Regions from separate parts of the Homo sapiens genome. Here region 2 is linked to region 1. The links are chromatin loops, found by intact Hi-C in ENCODE. Cell type or tissue: body of pancreas. All regions are shown on one strand.

Region 1 (8,000 bases):
TAAAGAATGAGTAATATCAATGTTAGAAAATAAATTTGTAACTCAATTTCAGATATTCATCTGTCAACTAACAGAACCTCCTAATATTAATATTTAATTAATGGGTATACTTTGTTCTAGGATTCTTGCTTTCCTTTATAAATCCTGAGAGAACTCGAGAAGAAAAAGGCTTATAAACATACATGGCTTAATAAATGAAACTTGTAACTTCAGAAAACTTGCTTTGTGACCCAAAAAAGAACTACTCACCAAAAGCAGCAGCCATAGGGGGTTCAAGGGATGGCTGGCCATCACCAGTAGGAAGGTCTAAGCGAGTGAAGTCTCTGCTTTTGTCATTATTATATTTCACATTAAGGCTGGTGAGCTTGGAGAAGTCAATGCGCAGAGTGCAGCATGCATTATAGATATTCTGGCCATCCAGAGCCTAAAGCATGTAAGAAAGGGACTGGTTTTGGCAAGACAACAACACTGATAACCAAGAAGCCTCTACTTTGACAAAGAGTGGCAATCAGGTGTAAGGCAGAAAGCACTGACTAAAAAGCCAAAGTCTTGGGTTTACTTTTACCTCACAGTCATTAACTATGAGCCTAAGAGAGAAAAAGAAAATCTCTAAGTCTCAGCTTTCATCTGTAAAATAAGACTGATAATATTTATCTTGTCTGTGGTAAGATCAAATAAGAGAGGAGAAATGTAAAAGATTGGAAAACTACTGTCTATCATAGAAATGTTCACTATTATTATGATTATTTTGCCTATATCAAAAGTTTTAAGATACTCTGATTTTACATTCCACTTTAATTCATTTTAGTATAATTCACATTATACTAGGATGTGTAAGCTTTGTTAGGATGAAACAAAGCTTTTGTAAATGGTACTTGTCAGAGCCACAATACATAAAATATTACCTACCACTTATTTTTTTCTCTTGTAAATTTACTTTGTAATACTTTGAATAATAAACTGAGGAAAATGTGGAGTCAGTTGTAACCAAAGATTAGCAACCCCTTCCTTTGCAAGAATAAAAATTTACCTAAGGGTATTTGTGGCCACTTAACGACTTTCACAAATGCTTGAATTTATAAAAATAGATACCAGAAAGCAAATCACATAAAAATAAAACATATATATATATATCCTGATTTATAATAATGGTAATTGACAAGTATGCCATCGTAAAGGTACAAAATAATATATGCATGTTCAGGGTACAGCAAATATAAAGGCTATACTCCCAATTGAGTGCCAGACACTGTGTGGTACACAAAAGTACCACAAGCCATAGTCCTCATCTTTGACCAAAAAGTAGAAATGACTAGCAAAAACTGCTACAAGATGAAATTAGAGTCAGGGATAGATATCAACAAGAGGTATGTCTAAGATAATCGAACTGAATGTCAAGTTTTATTCTTGTCAAAATAGGTTTTCGTGTACTAAAAAAAAAAAGACAACACGAATTGATAGCAGCATATTTCCTAAGATTTAGTATCTCCACCAATTTAGAGCTCAACAGGAATAAACATTGAATACAGCTGCAAAAATGGTGAAATCAATCTCTGACTGATTTAACAGAAGTAAATGGTCTACAGCCATACCACCCTGAATGCACCTGATCTCATCTGATCTCAGAAGTTAAGCAGGGTCGGGCCTGGTTAGTACTTGGATGGGAGAAGTAAATGAAAGCACGAGGGTAATGATGGCTCTATTAGTCAGCTTATGTGAGGAGTACTGTGTTCAATTCTAGACTTTAAACATGACAAACAGGACCTGCGTCTCAGAGATGTGAGAGGTGATAGGAGATTTGAGACCGTTTCATATGAAGTAGTAATGATTTTTAGCTTAGAAAAAAAAAACATGGAATCATACACTTTAAAACGACTAAAATGGTAAACATGTATATTTTGCCACAATTTTTTTAAAAACACATGGTAAAGTGGGGCACAAGAGAAGGTATCACTGGAGTGATTAACAATTGAAAAATGAAACAAAGATCATAATTACCATTTTGGCATAATGTGCATTTACTGGGTCAGCATACTGAAGCAAGGCTTGAAACTGATTATTCTTTGTAAAGGTGATAATCTTCAAGACTGTGCCAAATTTAGAAAATATCTGGAAAACAGTTCACATTAGGTTAAATGTAAAAGAAAAGTATTAAACTGATGTATCTTTATAAATACAACTTGTTCATAAATCCTTTTAAATGAAAATTTTCTCTTGAAAACTTTGGTACCAAAATGACTTAAGCCTAAAACATTAACATTTCAATACCCATGACTATCTTACAACAACGCCCGGTACACAACAGGCACTTAAATAACTAGCCTATTTTATGGGATATATAAATGGTACAGTATTAAAATAGGAGACTACAATAATCAATGGTATGAGATGTGTTACAAAGCATATGAATAAAAGTGGGAGTCATGGACCAACTATTTCACCCTGTGAAGAATCATCTACTTTTTGAGATTTCTGTAGCCACTAGAAGATGTTCAACTAGAGGCTGCTCTATTAATTCACCAAATATTTGGAAAGACAGCAGTAAACAAAACAGAGACAAAAGTCTATGCCCACATGCAGACAATAAACAAATGACAAATATCCTAATATCTGGTGATTTTTAGAAGTCTTACGAATAAAAATAAAAGAAGGGAAGGGGTGAGCACGAACCAGAATGCAAGATGAGACAGTGCAAGAGTGGTGGCCAAAGAAGGCCTTTCTGAAGTGTCTTTTGAGAAGAAAAGAGTGAGGGGAAGGCTTCCTGACACCAATATCCTCACAATACGTGTGCTACCTCAGCATCACAGGGTTCACGGCCAGGGTTACTATTAATAGTAACTCATTTCTGAAGGACTAAATAGGGGGGATAAAACAACAACATATTTAGTTTTACTCTGTTGATATGGTTTGGCTCTGTGTCACCACCCAAATCTCATCTCAAATTGTGATTCCCCACATGTCAAAAGAGAGACCTGGTGGGAGGTGACTGGATCATAGGGACAGTTTCCCCTTTGTTGTTCTCGTGATAGGGAGTTCTCAAGAGATCTGATTGTTTAAAAGGGGCAGTTTCCCCTGCGCACTCTCTCTCTCCTGCCACCATGTGAAGAAGGTCCTGGCTTCCCCTTCGCCTTCTGCCATGACTGTAAGTTTCCTGAAGCCTCCCCAGCCATGCAGAACTGTGAGTCAATTAAACCTCTTTTGTTTATAAATTACCCAGTCTCAGGGAGTATCTTTATAGCAGTGTGAAAATGAACTAATATTCACTCCATTTTAAATTTGAATCTTAAAACAAGAATTTGTTCTGCTTTTGAGATTAAAAAAGTTAAGTATTCCCTATGCTGGTAAGATTTTGCTGTTACCAACCACTATGGTACAATCATGGCTCACTGTAGGCTCCACCTCCCAGGCTCATGCGATCCTCCCATCTCAGCCTCCCAAGTAGCTGGGACTACACCACATCTGGCTAATTTTTTATTTTTAAGGTTTTATAGAGATGAGGTCTCACTATGTTGGCCAGGCTGGTCTCAAACTCCTGAGCTCAAGTTATCCTCCCATCTTGGCCTTCCGAAGTGCTGGGATTACAGGTGTGAGCCACCATACCTGGCCCTGCTTTTTAATTCTCAAAAAGTATGCTCAAGAATAACTATCCTTCCCTGGTAGTCTAGTGGTTAAAAAAACATGAAAGAAAGAATATTCTAAAGCACAGGTAATGAATGAAAAATAGATAAACTGGACTACCTCAAAATTAAAAACTTTTGTGCATCAAAGGAAACTATCAACAGAGTGAAATAAATCATGTATATGATAATGGGTTAAGATCCAGAACAGATAAAGAACTCATGCAACTCAACGACAATACAAACAATGCAACCCAAAAATAGGCAAAGGACTTCAATCGACATTTCTCCAAAGAAGCTAATCAAATAGCCAATAAGCCCACAAAAAGATGCTCAATATCACTAATCATTAGAAAAATGCAAATCAAAACTACATATCACCTAACTTCCATTAGGATAGTTATAAAATTTTTTAAAACCCATAAAATATTGGGGAGGATATGAAGAAAATGCAACCCCTGTGCACTGTTGGTAGAAATGTAAAATGTTACAGCCACTATGGAAAAAGTATGACCTTTCCTTAAAAAATTAAAAATAGAATTACCATATGATCCAGCAATTCTATTTCTAGGTATATAGCCAAAAAATTGAAAACAGGGACTCAAAGAGATATGCATATACCCATGTGTATCGCAGCATTACACAAAATAGCCAAAACAGGAAGCAACCAAAGTGTTCATCAATGAATAAATGGATAAATAAAATATGCTATATACATACAACTGAATATTACTCAGCCTCAAAAAGGAGAAAAATTCTGAATATGGGTGAACCTTCAAGACATCATGCCAGGTGAAATATGCCAGTCACAAAAGCACACATACTGCATAGTTCCACTTACATGAGGAACCTAAGGTGTAGTCAAACTCACAGAGACCGAAAATAGACTGGTGATTACTGGGGGCTAGGAGAGTAGATGAATAAAGAGTTCCGTTTAATGGGTAAAGGGAGTTTCAGTTTGGGAAGATGAAAAAAATTCTGGAAACATGGTATTTGGTGATGGTTGAAAAACAATGTGAATATACTTAATGTCACTGAACTATACAATTAAAAATAGTTAAAACAGTAAAATTCATGTTATATATATTTTGCCACTTGAATCACTTATGGCAAGACATGAATCAATGTATGTATTATACATGCAGCAACTCAATGTTTTCTCTCAATAAAGGAGTAACGTTAGACTTTAAAAAAAAGGTTGGGGGTGTAATATAACAAATTGTCTGACCTCCCTTCTTCATTACTACAGCCCAGGTGGCGTTCTAAATTATAAGGCAGATTATATTTTCCCGTACTGAAAATCCTTTACTACCTCCCCTTTATATACAGGGTAAAATCCAAGCTCCTTCATATAACATAACACTCTTGCCCTGGTTTATCTCTCAAACCTCACTTCCTGACACTTCTTGTATAACACTACTCTATTTACATCAACAATATGTAGTTGCCTATAGTTCTCCAAATTTACCAAGTGATTTCAGACCTCTAGGCCCATATATGAGGATTTTTTGTTTTCCTAGAAATGTGTTTTAACAGCTAGTAAGCCTTCATTTATCTTTTCCAAAACTCAGCTCAGGGAACAATGCCACCATAAAATTCTCAGCCTCCCCCAAATCCCTATAGAATTATTTTTCTTGAGTTGTATCTATTTCTTGGTTTTATATAAATATTTATCAGCTGGGCACAGTGGCTCACGCCTGTAATCCCAGCACTTTGGGAGGCTGAGACAGGTGGGTCACCTGAAGTCAGGAGTTCAAGACCAGGGTGGCCAACATGGTGAAACCCCATCTCTACTAAAAATACAAAAATTAGCCAGGCATGGTGGTGCATGCCTGTAATCCCAGCTACTCAGGAGGCTGAGGCAGGAGAATCGCTTGAATCTGGGAGGTGGAGGTTGCAGTGAGCTGAAATCGGGCCATTGCACTCCAACCTGGGCAACAAGAGAGAAACTCCGTCTCAAAAAAAAAAAAAACAAAATATATATATATATATATATACATATATATATATATATTTATCTATCTTGCTGTTGTACTTCTACTGTACTATATATTTATTTATATAACTGTCTCCTTTCATTAGACTGAAGGCTCCTTGAAGGAATATACCTTGTCTTAATCATTTCTGCATCATTAAGCACAATTCCTGACATGTAAGAGATATAGACTAAAATGCTTATTATTAATTGATAAAGAATTATATCTAGACCTGGTTGGAGAATTATAGCAATATGCAATTTTTTTTTCCTTTTTAAGAGATGGGGTCACCCTGTCACCCGTAATGGTGTGCAGTGGCGCCATCATAGTTCACTATAACCTTGAACTCCTGGGCTCAAGCAATCCTCCTGCTTTCGTCTCCAGAGTACTACAGGTACATACCACCATGCATGGCTAATTTTTAAATTTTTTTAGAGATGGGGTCTCGCTACCTTACCCAGGCTGGTCTCAAACTCCTGACCTCACACGATTCTCCTACCTTAGCCTCCCAAAGTACTGGGATTATAGGCCTGAGCTACTGCACCCAGCTGGCAATATGTAATTTTTTTTCCCTTTTTTTAAAGCTTTCATTTTTTCTTTTTAAAAAAATACTTATTTTCACCCCAAGGGAAGTCAGCAATTTCAAAAAATAATAAATATTCTTGATGTAAAATATATCATTAGTGAAGGAGTAGGAAAACACATAATTTGCTCTAACATTTGGAAAATTTTTATACTAAATTATGCTATAAAACCTAATTTCCACTCACCTTTCAGATTTTGTTAATGTTTACATTCCTTTTCTCATTTAACTTCAACAATGGCCTAAAGCACATCCTGGGACAGCTTGGTGTTTTGCTGTGTGGTTTTTATCTGAATGTGCTAAGAGAATAGAACTTGCCTGAATGGGCTAACCAGCAATAGCACTCTAGTCCCCTGGATTGTATTCACTGATAGAGGAGCTACAAAAAACGATATGATACTTCTGAATAAAGTAACTGGGCACCAACATCAGGGAATCTAGGAATGCCTGAGGTGTGATTTTTAACACCCTTTCATAATTATCAAAATAGCAAATTTTAAACAGATTTGGTATCAAAAATTAAAATTCAGGAAGGTTTGATATATATATGAATCTATTTTTATGAATTATAAGGTCTTTTACTCTGTTTCCCTAATATATTTTGCTGTCAAAAATATGGACAAATACTCAACTCTATATACCTCCTGTGTATTTTAATATTTTCAGACTGTAACACAGGACTAAGAAGATACTAAAGATCAAATTCTGATAAAATTCATCTTCAGAGTGATTTTTTATAAAGGTAGAATTTGTCAGAAACTGAAAATGTCCACTAGTATTCACTTGTAAAAAGTGTATTCATGGCGAGGCGCAGTGGCTCATGCCTGTAATCCCAGCACTTTGGGAGGCCAAGGTGGGCAGATCACCTGAGGTCAGGAGTTCGAGACCAGCCTGGCCAACATGGCGAAATCCCTCCTCCACTAAAAGTACAAAAATTAGCCAGGTGTGGTGGTGGGCGCCTGTAATCCCAGCTACTCAGAAGGCTGAGGCAGGAGAATTGCTTTAACCCGGGAGGCGGAGGTTGCAGTGAGCCATGATTGCACCACCACACTCCAGCCTGGGCTATAAGAGTGAGACTCCATCTCAAAAAAAAAAAAAAAAAAAAAAAGTGTATTCACATTAGAATTTTTTTTTAGTATCAAGCACACTGGCCACAACTTGTTTATAATAGTTTTTGTAGCCAATGAAATAACATGATTTAAGAACCAGAATTTCATATTACTAGGATTCTTTTATTTAGTACCATAATGCCTAGCTTTTGTAAGTTATTTATCTTTATTACAATTCAAAAAGATTGGTCCTTTGTCCAGAAGAGATTTATCTATTGGACACTCAAAAACCATTCCCATGTATAACAGTACTCAGAAGTAATGGATTACATGAGAACATCGTTATGAGCTACTTCTTTCATGCACAATGACACTTTTTAGTATGCAGGACTGAGCATTTACATAATGAATCAGTTGATGAATTCTATCTACAAATACTCTGAGATGATGTCATCCAGTCCAATGGCTTTAATTACCACACCTACGCTGAAGGTTCCCAAATCTCCAGCCTGAATTCTTTCCTGAATCCAGACTTAATTCCCATTTATCATCTCCCACTTGAATATCTAATAGGTATTCTTAAGTTAACATGTTCAAATCAAACTCCTGATTCCTGCCTACCTCCAACCCCTGCCCCAAATCTTTTTTTGTCTTTGTCTTTTTATTATTACTATTATTTACTTACCTCAGTCTTTACATCTTAGCTCCATTTTACCAGAGGCTCAGGTCCAAAATCTGGGAGGCATTCTTGATTACTCCCTTTCTCTTCAGAACC
Region 2 (8,000 bases), 54 kb after region 1:
TATAACAACATCCTTAACTATTCCCCTATTTTAAATTATAGTGTTTTGTCTTTAATATAGCATTTTTTCAGGATAAATATTCAGAAGTGAAACAGACAACTTTTCTTTTTTGAGGAAAAGATAAAACTACAAGAAATCTCAAATTCCTATAGCAAAATGTAGGGTAACTTCGAGTTACTACTGCACTACAGGTGATGACTAAGAAGCATTTTTATTTTTACAGGAGTTTTTCAAATACTGTTAAAATTAGCAAATGACTGCCTTATTTTAATATGGCCCACAGTTTGTGTAGTAAAAAACTTACCTTGTCCAAAGAAAGGTGTGGCTTTTGCCCTTTCCTTCCTAGAGGTAATCTCTAAGTCCTTGAAATATCATGCCTGAAAGGACTTTTTTTTTTTTTTTTTCTGCCTAGTGGCCTTGGGTCACCAGACAGTCATAGGGTAAGGAATAGCCATGCCAGAAAGATCGACAATGTGATTTAGGGTAGGAGCTTTGGGTCACACCTGAAGGGGCTGGAAACTAGACTGAAATCAGCCTCATGAACAATAAATTATTTATGCCTATATAATAGAGTTCCAACAAAAACTGTAAACGCCAAGGCTCCAGTGAGTTTCCCTGGTTGATAATACTCCTTGCCTACTGCCACACACTGATGCTGGGGAAGTAATGTGTCCACTCGACAACAGTACTTCCCAGGACCCTGCCTTAGGCATTTCTTCCCTAGGCTTGATTTTAATCTGCGTCCTTTTCCTCTAGCAAACCATGCTGTGAGTATAAGAGCTTTCAGCCGGGCACGGTGGCTCACGCCTGTAATCTCAGCACTTTGGGAGGCCGAGGGGGGCGGATAATGAGGTCAGGAGATAGAGACCACCCTGGCTGACACGGTGTAACCCCGTCTCTACCAAAAATACAAAAAATGAGCCGGGCGTGGTGACGGACGCCTGTAGTTCCAGCTACTCGGAAGGCTGAGGCAGGAGAATGGCATGATCCCAGGAGGCGGAGCTTGCAGTGAGCCGAGACCGCGCCACTGCACTCCAGCCTGGGCGACAGAGCGAGACTCTGTCTCAAAAAATAAAAATAAAAATAAAAATAAATAAAAAGCTTTCAGTGACTTCTGTGAGTCTTTCTAGCAAATTATTGAACCTGTGGGTAGCTTCGGGAATCCCCTACACTTGCAATTGGTGTCAGATGTAAGGGCAGTCTTGCATGGACCTTGTCTCATAACATCACAGTTGGCCTAATTCTTCACATGGTTAAATAAATATAACAAAATTATTAATTTGCTTAATATTTTTTAAACTTTTTTTTTGAGACAAGGTCTCACTCTGTCGCCCAGGCTGAAGTGCAGTGGCATGATCACAGCTCACTGCAGCCTCAACCTCCTAGGCTCAAGCGATCCTTCCACCTCAGCCTCCTGAGTAGCAGGGACCACAGATGCACACCACCATGCCCAGCTAATTTTTGTATTATTTTGTAGAGATGGGGTTTCACCATGTTGCCCAAGCTGGTCTCCTGGGCTCAAGCTATTTGCCCGCTTCGACCTTCCAAAGTGCTGCGATTAGAGGCCTAAACCACTGTGCCTGGGCAAAAAAAAAAAACACTATTCTTAACCTCTGAATTACCATTGGACTTCCATCTGTAAAGAAAAACAGTAGTCTGAAAATATGATCAAATATTCAAGTACAGAAAAACCAGAAAATTAATTTAAATTTGTATATATATATATATATATTTTTGTTTGTTTGTTTGTTTGTTTGTTTTGAGACAGAGTCTTGCTCTGTCACCCAGGATGCAGTGCAGTGGCGCTACTGGGTTCACTGCAACCTCTGCTTCCTGGGTTCAAGCGATTCTCCTGCCTCAGCCTCCCAAGTAGCTGGGATTACAGGCACACACCACCATGCCCGGCTAATTTTTGTATTTTTAGTAGAGACAGGGTTTTGCCATGTTGGTCAGGCTGGTCTCAAACTCCTGACCTCAGGTGATCCACCCACCTTGGCCTCCCAAAGTGCTGGCCAAATTTGTAGTTAAATGAATGCAACATCTTAACTGTCACATTCAAAATATAAACTCTATTTATAAGGACATGGTGAAAGTTGCAAAGTCTTCAAAATAAACAATTACATTTGATAATTCTACTTCAATTCTATTTCAATGATATTAGGAAGAGCTTTTTGAAAAGAATAAAACATGCCTAAAATAACACATAAGTAAAGGGGACCCTAGTATCAACTGAAGTGTTGGAATTGCTATTTTTATTGTCTTATTACACATCAAGAACAATTAAAATATAAGATATTTGCCAGGCGCGGTGGCTCACGCCTGTAATCCCAGCACTTTGGGAGGCCAAGGTGGGGGGATCACTTGAGCTCAGGAGTTCGAGACCAGCCTGGGCAACAGAATGAGATCCCATCTCTACCAAAAACACAAAAAATTAGCCGGGCATGGTACCACACACCTGTAGTCCCAGCTACTTTGGGGGCTGAGGTGGGAGGATTGATTGAGCCAGGAGGTCGAGGTTCTGTGAGCTAAGATCATGCCACTGCACTCTGGCCTGGGTGACAAAGGGAGACCCTGTCCCAAAATAAAAAATAAAAAAGATAAATAAGATCATAAAGTTTCATTCCGGGAAATGTTTTATCATTCTTTATATAAAATAAACAAGACGTTTCTGAAGCAATTATGACACTTTTAAAAGCTGGTAACTTTCTCCCCCTAATAATTTCAGAACATGAAAAACAAAAGACAAAGAGAACAAAAGAAACTTACATTTGAAAATTAGTCATAAAAAATAATTCTGATAACCACAATTTTCTAGCCAAGTTTTTTCCCAAGAACTCACTTTCAAATTACAGAAAACAAAGGCTTTTTTGATATTATGAAGGCTAAATCCCAAGAGTCACACTACTTTGTAAAACATTGTAAAAGATGAGGAAAACAGAGTTATTAGTTCTGTATTATTACTTTAAACCAACCTTGTCCAACATGCAGCCCATGGGCCACATGCGGCACAGGATGGCTTTGAGTGCCGCCCAACGCAAATTCATAAACTTTCTTAAAACATTAAGATATTTTTGGTGTTTTGTTGTTGTTAGCTCATCAGCTATCGTTAGTGTTAGTGTATTTTATGTGTGGCATAAGACAATTCTTCTTCCAGTATGGCCCAGGGAAGCCCTGCTTTAAACATTCCCTTTTTTTGAGACAGGGTATTGCTCCATCACCCAGGATGGAGTACAGCGGCATAATCAGGGCTCAAGCCATCCTCCTGCCTTGGTCTCCTGTGTAGCTAGGACTAGAGGCATGCACCACCATGCCCAGCTAATTTTTTTTATTTTTTGTAGGGATGTGGTCTCACTTCGTTGTCCAGGCTGGTCTCAAACTCCTGGGCTCAAGTGATCCTCTGGCCTAGGATTCCCAAAGTGTTGGAATTACAGGCTTGAGCCACTGCACCTGGCCAATGTTAAACCTACTCCTTTTATTTAAAAAAAAAAAAAAAAAAAAAAAAAAAAAACTTTTCTTTCCTAGACATAAATTCTTTCTCCTGAAAACATATCACTGCATTTAATTACAGACTACTTCAATATAAAATGAAAAGGATTTCTCAAAATTATACTTAATATTTATATCCTAAGTGTCTCAAATGCAATTTTCCGTAAGGTTTGACTGCTATGATAACAGATTACGGTTTAAGGGAAGAATGGAAGACAATCAAGCAGAATGAAGACATTTTTAAAAGGAAGGAAAACTTGGACAAGTGAATGCAGACGACCAAAAGAATAAAAGACTGTACCACGGGTAAACAAATTAATGTATACAAAAGAAGGCCTTAACTAGCAAAATGTGAAGACATAGGGGAGTGGCGGGGCAGGTGCTGGCTGCAAACAACACTGTGTGTTTCTAAGGAGACTGTCCTTAGAAACACACAGCAAATTTACATAAGTCCAGCAGTTGCTCTGTGGACTTGTCAGCTCTCTGGCTAAGTCAGCACACAATCAGCTTTACTGGCTCAAGTATCAATTACTGAAGCTCTCGCCTGCTGATGCATAATTCACGGGGCTAACAAAGCAAAGAAATACTGTAATTAAACAGCACAAATAAGTGTTTCATCATCAAATTTGATAGGAATTGGTTTTATTTAGCATTAAAGACGTTGAAGTAACATGTACGGATGATTCTGAAAATAAACCATTAATTCATGGTTAAACTTCATGTATCTAAAATGCATATGAAATTCAAGAAAAGATATTTGTTTTAATCTATCAAGATACTACATGACTATACAAAAGAGGCTATCAAAAAACTACTTCATAATTTTCCAGAATCCTAGACCTTTTTTTTTTAAATTAATAGCATCTTAAATACTGAAATATCCAAGTCCTACCTTTTTCTAACAGATAGTCTAGTGACCCCGTGTGAACACTTCCCAGGACAGAAAACTCATACTGGTTCTGCTCTAAGTTTTTCCAAAAACAGAAATAAAAGTGATATTGATATGGAGTTTCACTATACCATATGCATGTATTGATTATGGTCTCCTGATTACTTACCTTTATATACTCCTCTACAGAACCTACTACAATGTTTCATATATAATCGATGTTCAAAACTTTTTTTCTTAAAAAATAAGTAACAGGCCGGGTGTGGTGGCTCACTCCTGTAATCCCAGCACTTTTGGGAGGCCAAGGCGGGCGGACTGCCTGAGGTCAGGAGTTTGAGACCAGTCTGGCCAACATGATGAAACCCCGTCTCTATTAAAAATACAAAAAAATTAGCTGGGCGTGGTGGTGGACGCCTGTAATCCCAGCTACTCGAGTAGCTGAGGCAGGGGAATTGCTTCAACCAGGGAGGTGGAGGCTGCAGTGAGCTGAGATTGTGCCACTGCATTCCAGCCTGGGCGACAGAGAGAGACTCCGTCTCAAAAAAAAAAAAAAAAATTGAGTAATAACTATAGAGATAAAGGAATAAACAATAGTCAATAGGGGGTCTGCATTCATTGCGTGGCACTACCTGAAACTCCAAGGGTTTTGTTTTGTTTTAGACATTTAGCCTTTTAACATTCACCTTTCCATAGCCTCCTGTAACTATAAACACATCTAAACCTAAAGACATTTGCTATTGGTAACTCTACTGACTGACCCATTTGAATGAGATCACATTCTCACATACACTGTGGCCCCATCAACACCTTTCATCTACTGAGTGTGATTATCCCTAAATATTCTCTAAAGAATAGTTACCAAATTGTTCATTTGTGACATTTTTATTCCAAGACTGCCACTGTTGAGATTCTAGGGCAGTGGGAACAAAAAAGAATAGTTAAAGGTAGAGGAAATTTTTTCAATGAGCAGCTGTGGCAATGTTTAAAAACTACTGTTTGGACACAGTTTCAATAAAATGATTCTGACTGCCTTCATTTTATATGGACATCTTAACAACAAAATATCAACACTTTTTTTGAAGACAGCATATTGAATATTTTCTTTAATGCCTGCAAGTAATTCCTCTAAAAAGCCTTCTAATTCATGATATCCAATCAAAAAGACATTCATTTGTATATTTATTCAGTTCTTACCATACAGGTATAGCCCATACATATTGAATTCAGTATGTATAAATGTGTTAGCAATAATATTCATTCATTCAACAAATTCGATAAATATTTACTGAGCCACCAGCTATGTGCCAGGCCTTTAACCACTGGGGAAGATTAGGGAACAAACGAAATCCCTGCCCTTACCTTAATGGAGCTTACAATCTTGCACAAAGAAACATAATAATCAAAGTAAGTAAATTATGTATTATGTCCTAAAGTCTTAAGTGCTTCTTAAAAAGTAGGAGAAAAAGCATCAGGAGTGCCAGAGGTGAAAAGAATTTCAATTTCAAATAGGACAGCAAGGTACGACTTAAGAGAAAAAGGCATTTAACCAAAGTCTTACAAGTAGTAAGGAGTAAGCATGTAGATATCTGAGGGAAGAATGTTGTAGGTAGAGGAAACAAAATGCCTTGCATGTTCTGGAAAAACAGTAAGGAGGCAATTATGGCTGAAAGAGAATGAGCAAGGGGAGAAGTAAAGAGATTAGAGAGAAGGTGTGTCATAGCATGCAGGGCCTTAACGGCCATTCTAAAGAACCTTACTCTGAGCGAAATGAGGGAAAGAGAGTTTTGAACAGGAGTGAAAAGATCAATTTGCTTTTTTAAAGGATCACTCTGGCTGCTGTGTTAAGAACAGTCTTTAACAAGACAAAGAGGGAAGGACTCTGGTTAGGAAGCTGTGATGATAATCCGGATTAAGGGCCAGGGCAGTTGCAGTTATGGTGGAAAATGTGTTTTTTTTTTTTTAATATACGATTGGCCCACCGTATCCATGGGTTCTGCATCTGTAGATTCAAACAATCACAGATTGAAAATATTTGGAAAAAAACTGCATCTGTATAAACATGTACAGACTTTTTTTGTCATTATTCCCTAAGCAATACAGCATAACAACTATTTACATAGCATTAAATCGTATTATAAATAACCTAGAGATGACTTAAAGTATTCAGAAGGAACTGAGTTAAGTTATATGGAAATACAGTTGACCCTGAACAACATGAGTGAGTTTGAACTGCCCGAGTCCAAATGAGGATCAAAAATACAGTATTCCCAGGATGCAAAACCCAGTTATATGAAGGTTGACTTTTTATACATGCAGGCAGACTTCACCTATACAGAGCCAACTGGAGAACTTGAGTATGCATGGATTTTGGCCCCCCCTAGATACTGAGGGACAACTGTACTCTGAAACAGATTTGCTAGCCAGGCACAGTGTATCAGGCCTGTAATCCCAGCAACTTGGGAGGATGAGGCAGGATAGCTTAAGGCCAGGAGTCTGAGACCAGCCTGGACAAGAGCTAAACCCTGTCTCTGAAAAAAAACGGTTTTTTAATTAGCCGGGTGTGGTGACTTATGCCTGTAGTCCCAGCTACATGGGAGGCTGAAGCAAGAGGATCATCAGAGCCCAGGACGTTGGAGGCTGCAGTGCTCTAGGATCGTGCCTGTGAGTAGCCACTGCACTTCAGCCTGGGCAACATAGTGAAATCCCACATCTTTATTTTAAAAAGAAAAAAAGAGTCAATGTAATGAAACAAAAAGACTGAGGACCTATTTCAGATTAATTTCCTGATTTTGTTAACTGTATCACAGTAATGAATGGGAAATTCTTTGTTTATAGGTAATACACTCAAATATTTAGGGGTTAAAGAATAAACTCTAGTCTCAAAGCATCTTCCAACAAATCATTGATTACGAAAAGAAAATTGGTAACTTTACAATGGAAAAGCCTGGCAGAAAATCACCTTAACCAAGTGATTAAGACATAAAAAAAAGTGGGGAAGCTAAGGCAGGAGGATCACTTAAGGCCACGAGTTCGAGACCAGGCTGGGCAACATAGTGAGACCCTGTATCTACAAAACAACAATAACAATAACAACAACAATTCACTGAGCGTGGTGGTGCATGCCTGTGGTCCCCAGCTGTTCAAGGACTGAGACAAGAGGATCACTTGAGCCCAGGAGATCAAGGCTGCTGTGATCTGTGTTCATACCACTGAATGAACGAGACCTTGTTTTTTTTTTTGTTTTTTTTTTTTAAAAAAAAAAAAAAGGACGTGTGTGTGTGCGTTTACATCTATAGAAAGACTATATATGGAAGGGGAAATGGTAAGACAATCGGGGAAATGATAAATGAAAAATGGTGCAAATATGAACTGGGTAAAGGATATACGAGTTCTTTGTACTCTTCTTATAATCTTTCTGTAACTTTATATTAAAATAAAATTTTAAAAAATAATAATAAATCAATGAAATTCACCACATTAGTACACTAAGAAAAAATAAACTGTTAAAAAGCAGGCCGGGCACAGTGGCTCATGCATGTAATCCCAGAACTTTGGGAGGCCAAGGTGGGCACATCACTTGAGTCCAGGAGTTGGAGACCAGCCCAGGCAACATGGCGAAACCCTG

What was found. Peaks named below come from ENCODE experiments on the same cell type or tissue, not always from the same donor. Only the 100,000 strongest peaks of a DNase experiment are listed, where the experiment ranks them.
Region 2: a loop joins it to region 1, with 2.5 times the contacts of the local background. A loop is called at or near these places in 8 of 110 quality-filtered maps.

Annotation. Positions count from the first base shown.
Region 1 is chr9:112,250,680-112,258,679 of GRCh38, forward strand. It overlaps PTBP3 (polypyrimidine tract binding protein 3), which reads right to left. Exons shown (of 14, transcript NM_001163788.4): 6 at 1,999-2,109; 7 at 250-424. It also overlaps the pseudogene RNA5SP295. Among named protein-coding and RNA genes, the nearest start is that of PTBP3, 79 kb to the right of the region's middle. In body of pancreas, no CTCF peak of the experiment used is centred here; no DNase peak of the experiment used is centred here.
Region 2 is chr9:112,304,874-112,312,873 of GRCh38, forward strand. The region is part of intron 1 of PTBP3 (polypyrimidine tract binding protein 3); the gene reads right to left. Among named protein-coding and RNA genes, the nearest start is that of PTBP3, 25 kb to the right of the region's middle. In body of pancreas, no CTCF peak of the experiment used is centred here; a DNase peak (open chromatin) is centred at 3,888.